Linked DNA regions of Homo sapiens: region 2 is linked to region 1. Evidence: read pairs that join two places in POLR2A ChIA-PET (ENCODE). Cell type or tissue: B cell. All regions are shown on one strand.

The links. Peaks named below come from ENCODE experiments on the same cell type or tissue, not always from the same donor. Only the 100,000 strongest peaks of a DNase experiment are listed, where the experiment ranks them.
Region 2: POLR2A ChIA-PET joins it to region 1 with 6 read pairs; 2 of 35 experiments call an interaction of 5 or more read pairs at or near these places.

What each region holds. Positions count from the first base shown.
Region 1 is chr5:119,207,070-119,211,069 of GRCh38, forward strand. The region is part of intron 34 of DMXL1 (Dmx like 1); the gene reads left to right. Among named protein-coding and RNA genes, the nearest start is that of MIR5706, 54 kb to the left of the region's middle. In B cell, no CTCF peak of the experiment used is centred here; no DNase peak of the experiment used is centred here.
Region 2 is chr5:119,083,325-119,087,324 of GRCh38, forward strand. The region is part of intron 1 of DMXL1 (Dmx like 1); the gene reads left to right. Among named protein-coding and RNA genes, the nearest start is that of DMXL1, 14 kb to the left of the region's middle. RefSeq lists a silencer at 507-586. In B cell, no CTCF peak of the experiment used is centred here; no DNase peak of the experiment used is centred here; H3K27ac peaks cover 3,208 bases.

The DNA of each region.
Region 1 (4,000 bases):
CTGTTTTGTTAGATAAGAGAATGCAATTTTAAAGGGAGTTGAATGTATCTTGTTTTGGCTACAAATTTTTCTGAGTAAATACAACTAAAGTTCTTAATACATGTGATTACAATAGCAATTGTCTAGTAGTATTGTTTTAATTCTGCAAATATCACTTCTGAAGTTAAAATTCAAATTAGGAATTAATGATACTAAAATTAGGAATTAATGATATTAAAATTAATGATATTAAAAAATTCAAATTAGGAATTAATATTAATTCCTAAAAATATAGTAAATACTGTTACATAGCATTTATTTTACTGGTAGCAATAGCATGTAGCAAAGTGCCTTAAGAGGATACATAGTAAGTACTCATGGTACTTGAGAACCAAAGCACAAAAGATGAGAATCTGTATAATTATGAAAAAACTCCTAGGCGTCCTGTGATTGCATATTCAACTATGACTATATTTTATTTTATTTTTGAGACGGAGTTTCGCTCTTTTGCCCAGGCTGGAGTGAAGTGTCACAGTCTTGGTTCAGTGCAACCTCTGCCCCCCAGGTTCAAGCGATTCTCCTGCCTCAACCTCCCTAGTAGCTGGGATTATAGGCGCCCACCACCACACCTGGCTAATTCTTTTTGTATTTTTAGTAGAGATGAGGTTTTGCCATGTTGGCCAGGCTGATGTCAAACTCCTGACCTCAGGTGATCCACCTGCCTTGGCCTCCCAAAGTGCTAGGATTACAGGCGTGAGCCACCGCGCCTGGCCAATTCAACTACGACTTTATGAGGTTAATATTTAACTCATGTTTTTCATATTCTATATTTAAAACAATCTCAGCAGTGATTTTTAAGTGAAAAATTGCTCAAAAAAATTTTTAAGGTTACTAATTTCTACCCCTTATTCTTTCCAATGGGAATCCTTTGGTAAAATAGGAGAAATAATTCTGTGCAATTAATTAAAAAGCCTGATTTGATATCAGGTGTATATTATAACTAAAACTTTTGCAAAATAAGTCTGTATGTCATTCATACTTTCAAACTATCTAGTGGCCTTTGGGGGTTTTGAGGGAATATAATTCAAACTTTTAATCAGTTAACAATTTTCCTTGCCTGGGTTTTGATGATTACTTATTACTGTCTACACATTATCAGGAATTTTTTTTTTTTTTTTTTTGGAAACAGAGTTTCACTCAGGTTTCCCAGACTGGAGTGCAGTGGCGCGATCTCAGCTTACTGCAAGCTCCGCCTCCCGGGTTCAAGCGATTCTCCTGCCTCAGCCTCCCGAGTAGCTGGGATTACACGCATGGGCCACCACATCCAGCCAATTTTTGTATTTTTAATAGAGACAGGGTTTCTCCATGTTGGTCCGGCTGGTCTTGAACTCCCAACGTCAGGTGATCTGCCTGCCTTGGCCTCCCAAAGTGCTGGGATTACAGGTGTGAGACACCGTGCCCAGCCACATATCAGGAATTCTTATACAAACATTTTTGTTTTGATGCTGTTTATAAAATGCTAATAATCATAATGTTGTATTTCTATAGTCAGCTTCATGCTACGTCAAAATACAGTCTTTTTGAGGGGAGGGTTAACATCATTTTGGCCAGCATTTTTCCAAGCCCACTGCTATATAGTTTAAAAAAAAAATCTTTGTAAGGTATGCCTGACCTAAAATAACTACATATATTTAAAGTGTACAACTTGTTCAATTTTGGCATGTATATACACTAGCGAAGCCATCACCACAACCAGGATAATGATTATATCCATCAGTCCCCAGAATTTAATCCCTCCATTTTTTTTTCTCTCCCACCTGTGCCCTCTTCCCCAGGCAGCTACCAAACTTTTTCCTGGTGTTAAAGATTCATTTGTTGTTTTCTGGAATTTTATGTAAATAGAATCATATAATACATCATTTTTGGTTTATAGTCTGTGTCCATTGACTTAGCATAATTATTTCAAGATTCATCTATGTTGTGTGTTTTAGTAGTTCATTCTTGTTATTTTGATGCTTATTACATTATATGGATATACCATAGTTTATTTACCTGTTAATGAACACTTGAGCTGATTTTATTTTGGACCTATTCCAAATAAGACTGCTTTGAATATTCATGCAAAAGTCACATTTTATGGAAAAATGCTTTCATTTCTCTTGTGTAAATGCCTAGGAGTAGAAAGACTGGATCATGTGTAGGTATATGTTAAACGTTTTGTGAAACTATTCAAATATTTTCCAAGGTGGTTGTACCATTTATGTATATTCTCAATGGATTGTGTACGAAATCCCATTCTATTTTTTTTTTTTTTTTTTAAAAGGCAGGGTCTCACTGTGTCTCCCAGGCTGGGTGTAGTGGTGTGATTGCGGCTCACTGCAGCCTTGACCTCCTGGGCTCAAGCAGTTCTCTTGCCTCAGCCTTCTGAGCAGCTGGGACTACAGGCATGCATCACCATGCCCAGCTCAATTTTATTTTTTGTAGAGATGGGGTTTCTCCATGTTGCTCAGGCTGGTCTCAAACTTCTGGGCTCAAGCAGTCTTCCCACCTCAGCCTCCTGAAGTGTTCGGATTACAGGTGTGACCCACCATGCCCAGCCTTGCATCACATTCTTACCAACAGTTGGTGTGTAGTCTATATTTTCATTTTAACCATTCTAGTAGGTATGTAGTAGTAGTTCATTGTGGTTTTAATTTGCATCAAGCATCTTATCACATGCTTATTTGCCATTTGTCTATCTTTCTGCATGAATTGCCTTCAAATCTTATGTTTATTTTGTATTAGGTTGCTTGTTTTCTTGATTCAATTTTAACAGTTATTTGTATGTTCTGGATAAAAGTAATTTATCAGAAATGTGATTTGCAAATATTTTCTCTTACTCTATGGCTTGTCTTTTCATTCTGTTTACAAGGTGTTTTCATTTTATTTATTTATTTTTTAAGCAAAGTCTTGCTCTGTTGCCTATGCTGGAGTGCAGTGGTATGATCTTGGCTCACTGCAATCTCCACCTCCTGGGTACAAGCGATTCTCATACCTCAGGTGTGCACTAACACACCCGGCTAATTTTTATATTTTTAGTAGATGAGTAGACTGGGTTTCACCATGTTACCCAGGCTGGTCTCAAACTCCTGGGCTCAAGTGATCTGCCCACCTCGGCCTCCTAAAGTGCTGGGATTAGGAGCGTGAACCACCGCAGCCGGCCACAAGTTCTTTTGAAGTGCAGAAGTTCTTAATTTTGATGATGTCTAATGTATTAGTTCTGGTTATTCATTTTCTTTTGGGTGTTGTATTTAAGAAATCTTTGCCTAACCTAAGATCACAAAAACTTTCTCCTGTTCTAAGTGTTTTTGAGTTTCAGTATTACATTTAGGTCTAATCCATTTCAAGTTAATTTGTTTACATGGTGTGAAGTATAGACCTCAGTTCTTTGTTACTGTTGTTGTTTTTGCATCTGTATGTCAATTGTTACAGCATTATTTCTTGAAAAGATTATCTTTTCTTTCACTAAACTACCTCTTTCACCTTTTCAAAAATCAGTTGACACAGATGAGTAGGTCTAATTCTGGAGTCTGTTTTGGGCCATTGATCCATCTTTATGGTAATAGCTCACTGTCTTTATCACTATAACCTTATAATAAATCATGAAGTCATGTATTGTAAGTCATTCAAATATATTATTCTTCTAAGTTCTTTTTTCTTTTTTCTTTCGTTTTTTTTTTTTTTTTTTTGCCTTATCACTCTGACTTAGAACTTCCAGTCCAATGTTGAATAGAAGTGATCACCAGCAGACATTATTATCTTGTTTCTGATCTTGGGGAAAGCAGTCTTTTATTATTAAGTATAATGTTTTCTTTAAGTTTGTTGTAGATGCCCTTTATAAGTTTGAGGACGTTTCTTTGCATTCCTACTTTGTTAAGAGTTTTCATAAGGAAAGGATGTTGGATTTTATCAAATGATTTTTTTTTTTTTTTTGCCTACTATTGAAATGATCATCCTTTTTTCTTTTTTAGTATGATAGGTT
Region 2 (4,000 bases), 120 kb before region 1:
TTCATTCTTTTTAATGGCTGAATAATATTTCATTGTGTACATATACTACATTTTTTTCATCCACTGATGGGCACTCAGGTTGATTTTATTATCTTGGGTACTGTGAATAGTGCTGCAAAAACATGGGCACATAGATGTCTTTTTGATGTACTGAATTTCATTCTTTTGCATATATACCCAGTAATGGAATTGCTGGATCATACGGTTGTTCAGTTATTAGGTTTTTGGATTTTTTGAGATAGAGTCTTGCTCTGTTGCCCAGGCTGGAGTGCAGTGACACAACCTTGGCTCACTGCAACCTCTGCTTCCTAGGTTCAAGCGATTCTCCTGCCTCTGCCTCGGAGTAGCTGGGATTACAGGTGTGTGCCACCACGCCTGGCTAATTTTTGTGTTTTTAGTAGAGATGGGGTTTTATGTGAGACAGGCTGGTCTCAAACTCCTGGCCTCAGGTGATCCGCCTGCCTTGGCCTCCCAAAATGCTGGCATTACAGCCCTGAGCCACCGTGCCTGACCAGTTTTTAGGTTTTTGAGAACCTGCATACAGTTATCTGTAGTGGTTTTACTAATTTACATTCCCACCAACACAGTACCAGGGTTCTCCTTTCTCTGCATTTTTGAGAACATCTGCTATTTCCAGTCTTCTTGTTAAAAGCCATTTTAACTGGGGTGAGATGATATATGTTTATAGTTTTTATTTGCATTTTCCTGATGATTTGTGATGTTGAACATTTTTTCATATACCTGTTGGCCATTTGTATGTCTTCTTTTTAGAAATGTCTGTTCATGTATTCCCCCCCTCACCCCTTTTTTTTTTAAGACGGAGTCTTGTGCTGTTGCCCAGGCTGGAGTGTGGTGGCTCATTCTTGGCTCCCTGCAACCTCTGCCTCCTGGGTTGAAGCAATTCTCCTGCCTCAACCTCCAGGTAGCTGGGATTACAGGTGCACACCATCATGCCCGGCTAATTTTTGTATTTATAGTAGAGACGGGGTTTTGCCATTTTGGCCAGGCTGGTCTCGAACTCCTGACCTCAAGTGATTCACCTGCCTCAGCCTCCCAAAATGTTGGGATTTCAGGCGTGAGCCACTGTGCCTGACCTTTTCCCCAAAAGCGTTCTTTTTGCTTAAAATTGTTTTGGCTATTTGGGGTGTTTGTGGCTCCACCTAAATTTTAGGGTCATTTTTTTCTATTTCTTTGAAGAATGTAATCTGTATCAGAATACCAAAAATACTCTTCACAGAAATGGAAAAAACGATCCTTGGCTGGGTGCTGTGGCTCATGCTTGTAATCCTAGCACTTTGGGAGGCTGAGGCGGGTGGATCATCTGAGGCTGTGAGTTCGAGACCAGCATGTGACCAACATGGAAAAACCCCATCTCTACTAAAAATACAAAATTAGCCCGGCGTGGTGGCACATGCCTGTAATTCCGGCTACTCGGGAGGCGAGGCAGGAGAATTGCTTGAACCTGGGAGGTGGAGGTTGTGGTGAGCCAAGATCACGCCATTGCACTCCACCCTGGGCAACAAGAGTGAAACTCCGTCTCAAAAAAAAAAAAAAAAAGATCCTAAAATTGTCTTCTGTGTGGTCATTTTAACAATATTAATTCTTCCAATCCATGAGCATGGAATATCTTTCCATTTTTTGTGTGTCTGCATCAATTTCTTTCATCAGAGTTTTATAGTTTTCCTTGTACAAATCTTTCACTTCTTTGGTTAAATTAATTCCAGCTGGTCACAGGGGCTCACTCCTGTAATCTCATCACTTTGGGAGGCTGAGGAGGGCAGATCACATGAGGCCAAGAGTTCAAGATCACCCTAGCCAGCATGGTGAAACCCCGTCTCTATTAAAAATACAAAAAAATTAGCCAGGCATGGTGGTGTGCACCTGTAGTCCTAGCTACTCGTGAGACTGAGGCGTGAGAATCGCTTGAACCCGGGAGGCAGAGGCTGCAGTGAACCAAGATTGGTGCCACTGCACTCCAGCCTGGGCAACAGAGTGAGACTTTGTCTCAAAAATAAATAAATAAATAAATAAATAAATAAATATAATAATAATAATTAATTCTGGATTTTTTCTGTTCTTCGTAGCTATTGTAATGGGATTGCTTTCTGATTTCTTTGTAAGATTGCTCGCCATTGGTGAGCATACAATGGTGTATGCTATTCTATACACCATTGATGTATAGAAATGCTGCTGATTTTTGTATGTTGATTTTGCATCCTGGAATTTTACTGAATTTGTTCATCCGTTCTAACAGGTTTTTTTGGTGCAATCTTAAGGCTGTTCTGAGTATACAATCATATCATTTGTGAACAAGGCTAATTTGACTTCTTCCTTTCCAATTTGGTTACCCTTTATTTTTTTCTCTTGCTTAACTGCTCTGGCCAGGACTTCTAGTACTATACTGAATAAAAGTGGTGAAAGTCGGCATTCTTGTTCCATATCTTAGAGGAAAAATCTTCAGTTTTTCCCTATTTAGAATGACGTTAGCTATGGGTTTTTCATAAATAATCTTTATTATTGTGAGGAATGTTCCTCCTATGCCCAGTTTGTTGAGGGTTTTTATCATAAAGGGATGTTGAATTTTATCAAATGCTTTTCCAGGATCTATTGAAACTATCATATGGTTTTTGTTCTTGGTTCTGTTAAGGTGATATATCACGTTTATTGATTTACATATTGTATTAGTCTCTTCATGCTGCTGATAAAGACATACCCAAGACTGAGCAAGTTACAAAAGAGGTTTATTGGACTTAGAGTTCCATATGACTGGGGAGGCCTCACAATCATGGCTGAAGGTGAAAGGCACATCTCACATGGCAATGGCAAGAGAGAGAATGAGAGCCAAGCAAAATGGGTTTCCCCTTATGAAACCATCAGATCTCGTGAGACTTATTCACTACCGTGAAAACAGTATGGGGTAAACCGCCCCCATGATTCAATTATCTCCCACCTGGTCCCTTCCACAACACATGGAAATTATGGGAGTACCATTCAAGATGAGATTTGGGTGGGGACACAGAGCCAAACCATATCACATATGTTGAACCATCCTTGGGTCCCTGGGATGAATGCCACTTTATCATGGTGAATGATCTTTTAATGTGTTGTTCAATTTGGTTTGCAGGTATTTTATTGAGAATTTTTGTATCTGTCTTCATGTGTGATATGGGCTTGTAGTTTTTTGTTGTTGTTGTTGCTTTGTCTGGTTTTGGTGTCAGGATAATGCTGGTCTCATAGGATGAGTTTGGAAGTCTTCCTTTCTCTTCAGTTTTTTTGAAGAGTTTGAGTAGAATTGGTGTTAGTTCTTCTTTAAATGTTTGATAGAATTCAGCAGTGAAACCATCAGGTCCTGAGCTTTTCTTTGATAAAATACTTTTTATTATGGCTTCCATCTCATTACTCATTATTGATTTGTTGAGGTTTTGAATTTTTTTTGAAGAGTTTGAGTAGAGTTGGTATTAGTTCTTTAAATGTTTGATAGAATTCAGCAGTGAAGCCATAGGTCCTGAGCTTTTCTTTGATAAGATACTTTTTATTATGGCTTCCATCTCATTACTCATTATTGATTTGGTGAGGTTTTCTATTTCCTTATGGTTCAATCTTGGTAGGTTGTATGTGTCCAGGAATTTATCCACTCACTTCTGGATTTTATTGAATTTGCTGGTATATGGTTGTTCATAAGGATTCTTTTTAGTTCTTTGATCTAGTTGTTTTGTCTTCTATTTAATTTGTTACTTACTTGGGTCTTCTCTTTTTTGCTTAGTCAAGCCACAGTTTTGTTGATTGTAACTTTTCATTAAAAAGTTTCATTTCATTGATCTTTTTTTTTGTCTCTATTTCATTTATTTATGCTCTGATCTTTATTTTTTCTTCATACAAATTTGGGTTTGATTTGTTCTTGTTTTTCAAGTTCCTTGAGGTGCATTATTAGGTTATTTGAAGTCTTTCTACTTTTTTTCTTTTTTCTGCTTTTTTAATGTAAGCATTTATTGCTTTCAAC